2 separate regions of the Homo sapiens genome follow, and region 1 is linked to region 2. Evidence: chromatin contacts called from ENCODE Hi-C or POLR2A ChIA-PET data. All regions are on one chromosome and are shown on one strand. Each heading gives the region's core, a stretch centred on a gene start or an enhancer-like site at or near the end of the contact. The rest is flanking DNA. Distances are from core to core; before and after follow the strand shown. Region 1 has its middle 120 kb from the start of LINC00593. Region 2 holds the start of PCAT29 (prostate cancer associated transcript 29).

What was found. Hi-C counts contacts between places; a loop is a spot of excess contacts on that map. ChIA-PET counts read pairs that join two places held with the same protein, here RNA polymerase II (POLR2A). Pooled maps may share reads with other maps.
Region 1: a loop to region 2 is called in a map of PC-3, with 7 times the contacts of the local background. The contact joins the enhancer-like site here to the promoter of PCAT29 in region 2. A Hi-C loop is called at or near these places in 6 of 168 maps with a recorded cell type or tissue (B cell, Calu3, PC-3 and 3 more), 3 of 37 single-sample maps with no recorded cell type and 3 of 50 pooled maps. POLR2A ChIA-PET finds 5 or more read pairs at or near these places in 2 of 52 experiments (HEK293 and activated T-cell).

The regions. Positions count from the first base shown.
Region 1 is chr15:69,716,206-69,723,827 of GRCh38, forward strand. No RefSeq gene overlaps it. Among named protein-coding and RNA genes, the nearest start is that of LINC00593, 120 kb to the right of the region's middle. RefSeq lists a silencer at 3,575-3,624. Within about 2 kb of position 5,331, at least 11 of the 41 ENCODE cell types and tissues checked have a DNase peak (open chromatin) inside an H3K27ac peak, as active enhancers do; they include PC-9, where a contact is called at or near this core.
Region 2 is chr15:69,586,314-69,593,583 of GRCh38, forward strand. PCAT29 (prostate cancer associated transcript 29) reads left to right here and starts at 5,887. Exons shown (of 4, transcript NR_126438.1): 1 at 5,887-6,000.

The DNA.
Region 1 (7,622 bases), core at 4,081-6,580, 130 kb after region 2:
GGCACCCGCCACCATGCCCGGCTAATTTTTTTGTATTTTTTTTAGTAGAGACGGGGTTTCACCGTGTTAGCCAGGATGGTCTTGATCTCCTGAGCTCGTGATCTGCCCGCCTCAGCCTCTCAAACTGCTGGGATTACAGGCGTGAGCCACTGAATCTGGCCAGTAATTTCTTAAAAGAAGATAACAATGAATTTTATCACATTGATGGACTCTTTCTGTCAAGAAAGTTTTCTCTGTAGCATGCGATGCTGTTTGATAGCATTTTATCCACAGTAGAACTTCTTTAAAAATTGTAGTCCATCCTCTCAAATCCTGCCATTGCCTTATCGACTTATGCAATGTTCTAAGTCCTTTGTTTTCATTTCAACAGTGCTCACAGCATCTTTACTAGGAGTAGATGCCATCTCAAGAGACCACTTTCTTTGCTCATTCATAAGAAGTAACTCCTCATCTGTTCAAGTTTTATCATGAGATTGCAGTAGTTCATTCCCATCTTCGGGCTTCACTTCGAATTTTAGTTGTCTTGCTATTTCCAGCACATCTGCAGTTACTTCCTCCACTGAAATCTTGCACCTCTATAATTCATCCTTTAAGATTACAACCAACTTCTTCCAAACTCCTGTCCACATTGATATTTTGACTTCCTCCCATGAGTCATGAATATTCTTAATGGCATTTCGAATGGTGAATTGTTTCCAGAATATTTTCAATCAACTTTGCCCAGATCCATTAGAGGAATCACTATCTATGGCAGCTATGATCCTATGAAATGTATTTCTTAAATAATAAGACCTAAAAGTGAAAATGTCTCCTTAATCAATGGACTATAGAATGATGTGTTAGCAGGCATAAAAACAACATTAATCTCCTTGTCCATCTCTATCAGAGCTCTTGCGTGACCAGGTGCATTGTCAATGAGCAGTGATATTTTGAAAGCAGAAATCTTTTTTCTTCTGCAGTAGGTCTAAATAGTGGGCTTTAAATATTCAGTAAACCATGCTGTAAACAGATGTGCTATGATCCAGGCATTGTTGTTCCAGTGATAGAGCATAGGCAGGGTAGATTTAGCATAATTATTTGGAGTTTTGGAATGATAAAAGAGTATTGGCTAATGTAAAGTCACCAGTTGCATTAGCCCCTAACAAGAGAGTCCCCTTGTTATTTGAAGCTTTGAAGCCAGGCATTGACTTCACTCTGGCTAGGAAAACCCTAGATGGCACCGTCTTCCAATAGAAGGCTGTTACATCTATGCTGAAAATCTGTTTTTTAGTGTAGCCACCTTCATTAATGATTTTAGCTAGATCTTCTGGATAACTTGCTGTAGTTCTACATTATAGCACTTGGTGCTTCACCTTGCACTTTGATGTTCTGGAGATGGCTTCTCTCCTTAAACCCCATGAACCAACCTCTGCTAGCTTCCAACATTTATTCTGCAGCTTCCTCAGCTCCCTCAACCTTCATAGAATTGAAAGAGTTAGAGCATTGCTCTGAATTAGACTTTGGCTTAAGAGAATGTAGTGGCTGGTTTGATCTTTCATCCAGACCACCCAAACTTTCTCCATATCAGCAATAAGGCTGTTTCACTTTCTTATGACTCATGTGTTCACTGGAGTAGCACTTTTCATTTCCTTCAAGAACTTTTCCTGGCAGGACTTGATGGCTCACGCCTGTAATCCCAGCACTTTGGGAGGCCGAGGGGGGTGGATCACGAGGTCTGGAGTTTGAGACCAGCCTGGCCAACATGGTGAAACACCATCTCTACTAAAAATACAAAAATTAGCTGGGCATGGTGACAGGCACCTGTAATCCCAGCTACTTGGGAGGCTGAGGCAGGAGAATCGCTTGAACCCAGGAGGCGGAGGTTGCAGTGAGCTGAGATCGTGCCATTGCACTCCAGCCTGGGCAACAAGAACAAAAGTCTGTGTCAAACAAAACAAAACACAAAACAGAACTTTTCCTTTGCATTCCCAACTTGGCTAACTGGTGTGAGAGGCCTGGCTTTCAACTTCTCTTGGCTTTTGACATGCCTTCCTCACAAGCTTCATCATTTTTAGCTTTTGATTGAAAGTGAGAGATGTATAACTCATTTTTCCACTTAAATACTTAGAGGCCATTTTATGGTTATTAATTGGGCTAATTTCCATATTTTTGTGTTTCAAGGAATGGGGAGGCCGAAGGAGAGGGAGAGAGAGAGAGAGATTGGCCAGTAGGAGCAGTCAGAACACACAAAACATTTATTAATTAAGTTCGCTGTCTTACATGGGTGCAGTTCATGGTGCCCCAAAATAATTACAATAGTAGTATCAAAGATCACTGATCACACATCACCATAACAGATGTAATAATAATGAAAAAGTCTGAAATATTGCAAGAATTACCAAAATGTGACACAGATACAGGAAGTGTGCACATTCTATTGGAAAAACGGCACCAACAGACTTGCTCTACACAGGGTTGCAACACATTTTCAATTTGTGAAAAACACACAATATCTGTGAAGTGCATTAGGCAAAGTGCAATAAAATCAGGTATGCCTGTAGAATGAGGCTCATGCAGTTAAGAGCTGGTGTGGCTCCTTCTTGTCTTTCATGGGGTGATGACTTGGAGGCCCTGCATGCCCAATGGCCTGCAGAATGGAGGAGGGCCCCCCACTCCATGGCATTCTCCATGAGCAAGAAATAAACTTTCATTATTTTAAATCTCTGAGATTTCAAGGTTGTTACTTCAGCATAGCCTGGCCTATTCTAGCGAATACCCAGCATGTTGGAGTTCACTGAGTAATTGCTGCTCTTGAGTTCTTTAACACCATGAAGGAAAAAGCTGCCTCTTGAGCCACCCAGGGCAGCTGATTGACACTTTCCCTCACTCTCATCATCCAGCCCAGATGGCACTTCCTGTTTGGTAACACCTCACGTGGGCTCCTTCGTCCCCCACCAACTCTGCCAGTCACCATCCTACACAGTCAAATGTGCACAGTATTAGAGGTTTGCCAAGAACACATCCTTGTGTCTGCCAAGGAGCGTCTGTTTGAGGAAGAACATTCTAACAGAGAATGTTCAGAGACAAAATGCTGGCTGTGGGAGACAGTCAAATCTTTGTCTCTATGATGAGCAAGTGGAGGCTGGATGGCCACTGTGGATAGGGGGCAGGGGTCCTGAAGATGGGATGCCAGTCTCAAATGGGGAGGGGTTGGGCTGGGAGGGGCAGGATGAACAGGATGATTTTTAAGTCCCTTCCAACCCGGAGAGTCCCCACCTTACTGCCTAACTCAGTATTTTTTTTTGAAAGTGCATGAATGAATACATTTCAGTCACAAAGAAAGTAAAGGACATATGAAATAAAATAGCCTGACTTAATGAGCAAATAAGAATTATAACACAGATTCTTTCTGAAAGGTGTAGCCTCATGAGATCAATGTTCTCAGCCCTCATGAGGCTGACGGATGGTGAAGAGTGGTCAGGAAGGCATGTGACGCATATCCGTAATTTACACGCCAGCCACAAAGAGGGCTGAGCTCAGGGAGGAGTCAGAGCCTTGAGACAGGCTGAAGCCATCATGATAACAGCCCCTCACAAGGACACCTGGTGCTTTGTCATGCACAAAGTGCTCCCCCTGACATCCTGAGTGCTCAGAAACTATTTTCTCTGAGCTTTTAATCATAGATCATAGATTATCCTATATCTCTGAGCTCTTCTTATCATAGCCTCAGGAGAGAAGAACTGCTATTCCTATTTTATAGATGGGTAGGCAGTTTTCAGCAATTTCCCCAAGATCACATAGTGAGTAATGGGGAGATCCAAGACTTGAACCCAGATCCTGTTACACAAAGTGGTGGGTTTTAAAATAAGAGAATACACTTACTCCAGGCACTGGAAGCTGAAATTGCAATTAGTTCACATGCTCCCAGGTTCCTGAGAACTTCCACTTTTGTGTGTAATGTTGATTGTGGACAGATATTATAGGGACAGGCTGACTCTGAACTGCCTTGAAGACAAGAAGGATTTTCTTGGGAAAAGCAATGGACTGGGAGACAGAGAGTCCTGCAATACAGGCCCTGAATCTTTTTCTGACCCACTTCATTACCAAGAAACCTCAGTTTCCTCATCTGAAAGTATGAGGAAAGATGTTGATCTGGTCTACCATGAAGAATTTCTGTGAGGACCCAATGCGAGGATGGGGTGCACATATTTTGAAAACCAATAAAAAGCTGTAAAGAACTATAAAAAGCTGGGGTTCTTGTTTCAATTAAGAATGCATTTTGCTAGGCCAGGCACAGTGGCTCACACCCGTAAATACCAGCACCTTGGGAGGTCAAGGTGGGTGGACCACCTGAGGTCAGGATTTCAAGACCAGCCTGAACAATATGGTGAAATGCTGTCTCTACTAAAAATACAAAAATTACGTGGGTGTGGTGGTGGGCACCTGTAGTCCCAGCTACTCGGGAGGCTGAGACAGGAGAATTGCTTGAACTTAGGAGGTGGAGGTTGCAGTGAGCTGAGATTGCACCACTGCACTCCTGCCTTGGCGACAGAGTGAGAATGCATTTAGCTGCAAGTAACAGAGCAGCCAGCTACAGTGGTTTTAACAGATGATGCTCTGATTTTCCTATGACATAAGAAGTGCAGGGTGGGTAGTACAGGGCAGGAGAGGATGATTTAACAATGTTAATGGGGGCCTAGCCCTTTTCCCCTCTGTTCAAATTCCATCCTCACACATGCTACCTTATATGCACAAGATGGATACTGCCCCTCCAGGCTTTACGTTCCAGTTGCAGGTGGGAAAAAGAAGGGAGAAGGAGGAAGAGTTGGTACCTACATTACGAATGCAAAAGTTTTCTTAGAAATCCAATAACTGTAATATTGGCCAGAACTGTAATCAAATGGTCACCCTCTAGGTACAAGGGAGGCTGGAAGAATGAACATTTTTGGCTGGGCACACCACTAAACAAATCCAGGGTTTTGATGGAAAGGAAGGGGTGGGGATGGATTGCAGGTGACAGCTGGTGGTGCCTACCACAAGCTCCAATACCAAGATGGGCACTGAATTCACAGGGATCTTTTAAATTTAGTTTCTGGATTTGAGTGAAAGCAAATTGGGTTGCCTCATCCTTCGAAGGAAAAGTGGATCCATAGTATTCTACTGTCAGAAAGGGAAATAGAGTCACCTTGAAGACAAGAGGTGAGAGAGTGCTGCAGGTCTGGAGGGCCAAGTGGATAGAAGCTCAGCATGACCTCCCTCTCTCTGTCTCCCCTTTGTTCACTTTCATTAGTCCCGTTCACTTGGGCTGGGAGAGCTGGATCCGGGGAGCTCATTAATAGCCTCTGGGTTTGTGTGTGTCTCCACCCGAAGAAGTCTAACCACAGACTTCCTCTTGACTCTTGGCAACAGGGAGAAAACAAAACCACAGCAGCTTTCATTGCTGAAAAAGACAAAACTGACTCGTTTGCTTAATAAGCCCAGACGGAGGAACTTTATTTCTGGGAGGAAGTGCTGAAGACTCCGGTACAGGCCGGGTGCGGTGGCTCACGCCTGTAATCCTAGCGCTTTGAGAGGCCAAGGCGGATGGATCACGAGGTCAGGAGATCGAGACCATCCTGGCTAACACAGTGAAACCCCGTCTCTACTAAAAATACAAAAACATTAGCCAGGCATGGTGGCGGGCGTCTGTAGTCCCAGCTACTCGGGAGGCTGAGGCAGGAGAATGGCGTGAACCCGGGAGGCGGAGCTTGCAGTGAGCCGAGATCGGGCCACTGCACTCCAGCCTGGGCGACAGAGCGAGACTCGGTCCCAAAAAAAAAAAAAGACTTCAGTACAAGGAGTCGTGGTTGCGCCGTGAAATTGCCAGACTCTGCGATGAGACATCCTGGGTTGACAGTTTAGAGGTTGAGAGATTGGTGGGAGGAGGCCACGAGTCCAGGGCTCAGTAGGACTACGGGGCAGAAGCCTGTGCTGCAGATAGGTGGGACTTTGCAAAATGGATCTGCTTGGGGAAACTGAGGCCTCCTCCCACCTCCGACAACATCCAGACCTCTTTTGCCACTTCTGGTTTCCAAAAATCCATTTATGTATTTATTTTCCCTTTTTCTTATTTTCCCTTATTAAATTCATCTATTGATTAATTCCCATTTCATACTTTCTTTTTTTGTTTGCTTGTATTTCTAATTTCTTACGATGTATAGTCAGTGCTTTTATTTTGGTCTTTCTTCTTTAATAAGAAAGCCATTTCAGGCAATGTATTTTCCCGTGTTAAGCTTTTTTCAAGATCTCATAGGTTTTGAAATAAAATGTTCCCCTTTCCATCGGTTTCTAGATGGGTTTTAATTTCATTTTAATGTTTCCTTTGATCCATGGGTTACCTAGAAGTACGTTTATTAATTTCCAAGTAGTTAAAAATATTTTCAGCCACATTATTGTTTTCTTTTTAATTTAACATTATGGGGTTATAGTAAGAGATTGTGGCCTGTAAAATCTTTAATTTTAAATTAATTTTTTTTCTTTGTTTCTAAGTATGTGTTCAGACTTTATAAATGTTCTATGGGGCAGGAAAAGCTGAGCTGGTTGGATTCATGCAGGAAAGAATGGAATTCTAAAATGTGCTAGCTCTGAAGACATACTACCCTGTTTCCAATCTGGCTTCTACCCCTTTCCAGCTGTGTGTCCTCGGATGAAACACAGAATTTTCTGAGCTTTATTTTCCATTTAAAAAATGGGAACAATAAGAATATCCAGTTTCCAGTATTGCCGTGAAGATTAAATGAAATTACTTACTTAAAAATACCTAGAATACTGCCTGGTGTGGATTAAAAAAACTCACCAAAGAGAAATATTGCTATTTTTTTTGCTTTTACCAAAAAAAGGAGGAACCTTCACTGTTTGTGTTCTCAGCTTTATCCTAACTCAGAGCTGTGGTTGCTGGTTGTTGAGGGAATTGGGAGAAAAGAGGAAATGGATGGCGCAGTGCGGCAGTCACCTTTCCTTCCACGGGAGGTACCTGGAGCCCGGGGGATGGAGCTACTTGCCCAAGGAAACACAGCAATTTGGTGGCAAAGCCAGGCCTCAAACCCAGGTCTCACCTGCTCATTCCTGCCTGTTCTGCTGGCAAGCTGCTCTAGTTTCTCCCTTGAAAGACGAGACAGTTGACTGCAGATTCGCCTCTACGCTGTAGGGAAGGCTGGAAGGTCTCAGGAGGCAGCAACCTCAGAGCTTTGTCATGTTACACCTTGCTGTCTGGGAAAGGGGAACTCTGAGGTCAGTAAGTTCCAAGAGAAGCTATAGAAAGAGGGTTGAATTGGGAGTGGTGGGAAGCTCTGGGCATTGCTGTTCCATTGATCAGTTGTGGCAGGAGAAAAAGCCAGTCCTCTAAAGCACCCCTAGGGGGAGGTCTGTCTGCACCCCTCTGGGCTTCAAGCCTTCATTGCCTGCGTGCCTTGCTTCCCAAGCCCTGGTACTGACCGTGGCAAAGGCAGATCCCCAAGAGGCCCCATCTTCATTTGCCTAGCAGGTCCTATGTGGAGCAGAGCTCAGGGGCAGGAGCCCTCTGTTACTGTTCAGGGGGGCTCAGCAGCACGGATGTGCTCATGGAAACTGGAGAAACTGGGGTGACAGCCTCAGCAGCACTGAGG
Region 2 (7,270 bases), core at 4,637-7,136:
AGAGCTAGTGAGCCAATGTATGGAAAAGCAATGCGGGTGGAGAAGTGAGAGAGGCTGGTGGGTCTGGGATAGTCAGGGAGGCCTTCCTGGAGGAGGAGACCCCAGGCTAGGCTTTAAAGGATGGATAGGTTTGGAAGCACAGAGAGGGAAGGACAAACTCTAGAACTCAGAGTTTAAGGATGGGTGTGGGGACCCTGGCTTAAGACTGTGGCATAGGGTGGAGGCCAGGGGTGTGCATGTGGAGCTGGGAGGGGACTGGCTAAGAGAAGTCTGGAAAGCCAAAGCCCAGATATTTTCTTTGATGCAGAACCCGGTGGTCCCTGGCTGCAACCGCTGTAGCTAAATAAAGCAGTCACTGTGATTTTGAAACCACAGTGGGCTTGTTCCACTGTGATGGCAACTAATTACGGATTGTAATTTGTCTAAACACAGGGAGGTGTTTTGACCTGAATAGTAATAATGTGACAGGCTTCCTTTGGTGTCTTCCTGCTGCTGGTCCACTAGCCAGGGGCACGTCTGCATGCCCGCCCTGCTGTGGATGCCCGGCCAGGACAAGGGGAAGCAGGGGCGATGTCCACCCTGGCACAGGGAATGGTCTTCTCTGGATCTTCAAGAGGCAGGCCCTGGCGGTGGTCAGAGCCACAGAGGGACTTGGGGTCCAATCCTTGTCTGTAAACTTGGGACCAACTGTACCGGGTTGTCATGGAGATGAAACAATGTGGAGGGGAAGGCACCTGCGCGTGGTAGGTGCTGGATGCATGGGAGCTGTGACAACTGTCATTAGCACAGCTAAGGTGACTTCATTTTACAGTGAGGAAACTGAGCCCCAAGGGGACCCTTGGCTGAAGTTCCGTAGTCACAGGCTTTGGGGCTTTCTGAGGACTCCCCTCAGCGTCCTCTCATCCATGCAGCTTCCAAACAGTATGAGTTTCCTCTCTCCATCTTGTCTGTAAGCCCTAAGAGAATGAGGCTGTGGCATAAAGTGCCGTGCCCTCTCCCTGCCCCAGCATAGCCTAGCAGAGGTCCTAATAAATATTTCACAGTCACTCAGAATCATCATGTGGACAAGTCACTTTATCTCCCTGAGCCTCGGCTTCCTCATTTGTGAAATGGGAATAATGACTGCCTATCTGATGGAGCAGTTGTGAAAATGAACATGCAGAATGTGCTTGGTAAGTGGTGGTTCCCCCCATTCCCCCACCACCATTGCAGTCCAACAATGCGGCTTCATCAAGAATCAAATCCAAGGAGAGGCCTTCAGGGATGTGTGCAACCATTTCCTCTGTGCCTGCAGGGAGAATGCTGGCCCAGCAGTGGAATATCCCAGGTGGATTCAAGGCCATGTCTGACCCTGATGATGTCCAGATATGAACTCTGAACCCTCCATGGGGGCTTGGTTTCTGTGCCTGATCCAGTTCTCTCTTTACAGCTTCCAAACAGTATGAGTTTCCTCTCTCCATCTTGTCTGTAAGCCCTAAGAGAATGGGGCTGTGGCATAAAGTGCCGTGCCCTCTCCCTGCCCCATAATAGCCTAGCAGAGGTCCTAATAAATATTTCACAGGATCTGAGTGCAGAGTGCTCACTTTACAGCTGGAGAAGCTCTGAAAGGAACATGATGTTCCTGCAGAGCCCGGACTTATAGCCAGGTCTCCTGACCCACTCCACAGCTCTTTCTGCTGCCCTGTTGAGCTCACATCAGAGTTGTCCTCTGCCTAGAATTCTTCCCAACCCCTCTGCTTGTCTGGATCTCATGTAGCCTCTGGGCCTCAGCTGAGCTCTTACAGCCATGACTCCCAACCTTGACTTGGTTGAATCAATCCCCCTATGCTTCATTCTTACATCATCTGGGGCAGAGATTTCTGGTTCCTTCCTGACATCCATGATTACCTTCTTCTTTTGTAATAACTCCTGATTTAACGAGGAAGAAACATGTACAGTTAAAAGACCACATTTCACAGCCTTCCTGGCAGCTAGGACGTTGCTGAGTAAGCCTTCCAGGAAATTGAGAAGGAGTCAACTCCTTTTTTTCTCTTTGCATTTTGTTCTTTAGACCTTTCCTTCATTTTACCCAGAACACAAATGTGATGGCTGGAGCTACAGCACCTATTTTGGGCTTGTGTGCTAAGGATATGATTGCAGAAAGATAGGAAACCCTGAGGACTTTGTGGGAGCCATCGTTCCCACCCTGGGCTGCCCATTTCTAGACTTGTTTTATGGAAGAGATAAAGCCTTCATTTGTTTTCATCACTATAGTGGATTTCTGTTACTGGCAACCAAACCCAATCCCAGTTGATAGGGGACTCCTTGTAGTTCTGTCATAGTTCATGATAATTATGGTCAGAATCATTTAATGCCTCCCTCACTAAACTGTGTGCTCCGTGAGAGCAGGGACCCCATCTGCCTTGTTTACTTCTGTATCCCCAGCAACCAAAACAGTGCCTGCCACTGTTAGTGCCAGTAAATGCTTAGTAAATCTTTTGGGGTGATTATATCCCAGTGAATACTTGGTGGTCTAGCAGAAGTCCTAAGGGATCATTTGAGGAAAAAGTGGCTCTGATAGTGGCCTTCATACTAATTGTGACAGGCTGCCCCAGCTGCTAGCAACTACCTTTCCTTTCCTGGTAAGTTGGCTCCTCGATATCATCATTTAAAAATCAAATTTTTGATGGAGTGTGGTGGCTCATGCCTATAATCCCAACACTTTGGGAAGCCGAGGTGGGAGGATCACTTGAGGCCGGGAGTTTGAGACCAGCCTAGGCAACATAGTGAGACCTTGTCTCTTATTAAAAAAAAATCAGCTGGGCATGGTGGCATGTGCCTATAGTCCCAGCTACTTGGGAGGCTGAGGTGGCAGGATTGTTTGAACCCAGGAGTTGGAAGCTATCGTGAGCTGTGATTGTGCCACTGCCCTCCAATCTGGGCAACAGAGAGAGAGACCCTATCATACACAAAAAATAAAATAAAATAAAAATAAAATTTAAAAAACAGAATTTTAATTTTTTCCAATATGAAAGTCTCTTTCAGGATATTCTTTTATAACCTCACTACCTATAATAGCTGCTTAAAAATACACAAAGAACAAGTAGAACACACAGGAAAACCAACTTTTTTCTTTTCACTCTCAGTTCTATGCAGTTGCTTTTTTCACATAGGCCCACATAAAAACTTGCATCAACCCCCACTCTAATATCATACTAGAATTTTCCCACTTATTAAAAAGTTGGACTGAGTGATAATTTTTAGTGGAGAGACTGCAACTTGTTTCCCATCGAGGAGAATTACTTGGCCTGTTCCCTCTTCATTTTGTACTTTTTGTTTGAACGATGCTATCATGAACCTCTCTTTGTGCCCAAAGCTTTTTCTGTACTTAGGATTATTTTCTTAGATAGATTCTCAAAGTGGAATTATTTGATCAAGGGAGGTATACATGTTCCAGTGTCATTTTGCAAAACAGGAATCAATGCACAATTAAGGGAATCTTAAGGGAGAGACCCACTCATTTTTTCTTTTTCTTTGGGCTCAGTTTCCCTAGCTGTAAAACTGAGCAGGTCCAAACATAGAGAGCTCTAGCTTCCCTTACAGGTTCGAAGTTCTGCTGATGGTTCAGGAATGAGGCTTCTGAGATCTTTCAGGGCACAAAGTCGTAAGACGACCTGGGTTTGTCAGCCATTGCCTCTGGTTCACCCTCTTAAAAGCTGACCTTCACCATGGGGAAGTGGGTCATTGGAGCCTCCAAGCTGTCTTCCTGTGTTTTCCTCACAATAATACTCCTTCCCCAGCTGCCAGCAAGCTTATGCTCTAGTGCAACCCTAACCCTTCTAGAGAGGGTGGAAAGCTTCATATCCTAGAGTCTGAGGGATGTGAAGTTGGGGATTCACCTTTGAAAGCAGTAGCAAGAAGAGGGCAATGCTTAACCCAAAGGGACACCTTGAAACTAGAACATCAGACCCCACTGCAGGCCACTGAGGGACCTCAGCCCACATGGCACGTAAACTACTCGTGCACAGCTGGAGATACCATTTATGCTCTGTGGCGAGGCTTCTCGGCCTTCTCCTCCGTAAGATCATATTACTGCACTTATTTTCATCTCAGTGACCTGCCAGACTGTGAGCTCCTTGAGGACAGTGATTCCTCTGATGTGTCTGCATCTGAGACACAGCAGGTGCTCACTACTTATTTTAAGTGAGCAAGAGAAGGGAGATGCCCCGATGTGATGGGAAGAATTCATGGCGAGATGGGGAGGAGAGCCAGAGCTCAGACAGGAAAGAGTGGGAGGGAACAGCTGACGGTGGGAAAAGTCCTGGGATGCTCCTTTCTCTGATTCAAGACAACATAAACTGAACCAACTCCCAGTCCCTGCAGCCTGGCCCTTCTTGTGTGTGCAGCTTGTAGGCCCTGAGGTGGATGTTTAGGGAATGAGTCCTCAAAGCATATACGTTGGCAAGGGTGGCAGAGCGCTGTGGGAGAAGGAGAAGCATGTGCAGAAAGAGGAGGCCAGGGGACCTTATGGCTCCTTTGTCCATCCACAAAGCATTAGTTTATTTATTCACTCATTTTTTCATCCAATATTTTTTAGCATCTGCTATGTATTATGTTCTGTGTTAGGTGCTGGGTGTTCAAGGAGGTAAATGAGAGCTGTGGTCCCTGCAAAGGCCAAGAGCACTCTGAGGAAACATCAGTACCTGGGGAGGCAGTGTGTGGTACCCAGCGGAGTGTGTGATGGGTGATGGGCATGGGCGGAACACTCACACAGAAGTGGCAGCGTGCCACAGGGGTGGCTGCAGGGGTGGCCATGCCTGGGGAAACGCGACTGCCTGGTTTGTCAGTGGGCCCTGTAGGACAGCAGTGAGGCACCTCCCAGGCAGCTCTGCAAGTGGCACTCCAAAGGAGAGCTGGAGAATAGAGGAGGGAAAAATGGGAATTCCTTGAGTCATAATTGGGTAGAGCTTTAGAAGGGGTTGAAGGTCATAAGTGGGAAACATGAGCCTAGAAAATATTGCTTACACATGAAAAAATGGCAGGCAGGATCAAACAGCAAATTGCAACCTGACATGCATGCTAGGGTCATGTCTGTGAAAATTCTACCTTTGGGAGGTAATGTGCCAAAAGAAAAAAAAAAAGAGACAAGAGAGAAGACTGTTGATTGAATGATGGGGGTAAGCTTATGGGTGATTTGTTAGATGGTTTTAAATGTTTAATCTTATTATGTAGTAGCTATAATCTTATCATTACAGTAGTAATACTAAAATTGAGGAGTAGAACAATGATAGAGTTTGGGGGGATGAGAGATGTTTTCTTGAGATTCATTTCACATAGTAAAAGAAAACCCAATAAAAGTAAGATGGAATGAATCCCCTCTACATCTTCTTCTGTGACTGGGTCAGGCAGCTGTGAGCAGCTAAGAGAAGCCCTGATCTTACAGGTGATTCAGCTCCACTTCCACTTCTTTTTGGGACTCACTGGGGATTATTTGTTTCTCTTAATGGGCAACAATTAGCTAATACCCCACCACTACAAGCAAAGTAAAAACTGGGCCTGTGTTAACAGTTCTCTTTTTGATGGGGTCATTGGTGTAACAGATAACTTCTAGCTGCATTAGGACTGGTAGCACATCAACATTGCCTCTCTGTTGTGAAAGGAAAATAGAAACGGCTAAGTCAACCATATATAAAGGCTTATATTTGCTCTTCAAAAGTTTTTTTTTTTTTTCAACATATCTTTGCTGGGGTTGGGCCATAGCTTGATGGGTATTTGTTGAATGACTAATTATTGACTTATAGGCTAACAGCCTCCTTTGAAGTAGGCTGAGCAAACAAACCATTAAGTGGAACATGGTGTCTAGGTTACACAGCTCACTCATCTGCTAATCACTGGGGCACACTGCTGGTTATTATTACCTGAGACCCTGAAAGGAAGCACTAAAGAAATGAAGACAGAGGAATACCAGGAGAGAAAGGAGGTCCAGTTAGACCTAAAGGTGGGCAAGAAGAAGAAGAAGAGGTGAGATCCTCAGTATTGAACAAGTACAGTGCAGCACATAGGTGATGTCTTAATAGGGGTCTTGGTCAATAATTGTTTGGTTGCAAGAAATAGAAGTATTATAAATTTAACTCTCAGTAATAACAATGATTTCGTTGGAAGGCTATGAGGAATCTCACCGACTTCAAGGGCAGGGATGACAACCAGACCCGTGAGAGGCTCAGAGACTTTCCTAGCTTCTTGCCTGTGTTTCTCTGGGTGTTTTTTTTTTTTTTTTTTTCATCTCAGCTTATCTCAGTAGCTTTGTTTCATTCTTTTCTCTGCAGACTGGCTTTCTCTGTTTTGCCTTTTCTTTTTCTCCTTCTTTCTTTCCTTCCTTCTCTCTCTCTTTCTTTCTTTTTTTTTTTTTTTTTTTTTTTTTTTGACAGAGTTTTGCTCTTGTTGCCCAGGCTGGAGTGCAATGGCACAATCTTGGCTCAGCGCAACCTCTGTCTCGTGGGTTCCAAGCGATTCTCCTGCCTCAGCCTCCGGAGTAGCTGGGATTACAGGCATGCACTACCATGCCCGGCTAATTTTGTATTTTTGGTAGAGACGGAGTTTCTCCATGCTGGTAAGGCTGGTCTCGAACTCCCGACCTCAGGTGATCCACCCGTTTGGGCCTCCCAAAGTGCTGGGACTGCAGGCATGAGCCACCACACCCGGCTGTTCTGCCTTTTCTAGGTTTTAACTTGTTCACTTAAACTTGGACATGATCTCTCAGGTTATGGGCCCAATACCAAGAATCTAAGTCCAGAGACCCAGGAGACAGAATCTGATTGGTCAATGGCTAGCCAATGGGGTGCCTCCCCTCAGTCAGGAGTCCATTGCTGTTCCAACAGCTGCAGCCAGGGAGAGGTACGTGAATGTGGATAAACATGGTGGCAGGGACAGTTCCTGTGGGTGGTCAGAAAAGGAGGCACTGACTGAGCAGGCAGCACATTGGCTAACATGTCTGCTGTGGGGAAAACTGGAATGACTTGGCTGTTGGATAAAATACTCAACCACATGTAGAAAATGCCCACCATGTATTTTTAAAAATGAATAGCTTCTGAAGGTTGGAGTCCAGGCTGCCATAAGGGTCTACATAACACTTGATTTCCAAGGAGTTTCCCCCTCGTTTTCCAAGTCTTTGGAGAGAGCAGTTAGTAGAAAATGTTAATGGCCAATTTTAGCAAATGACCATTTTGGTACTCCCAGGCCACTAGGGCTGGCTAGAGCTAATTTTTAGAATGCCCCCTTGATGATCCTGGCA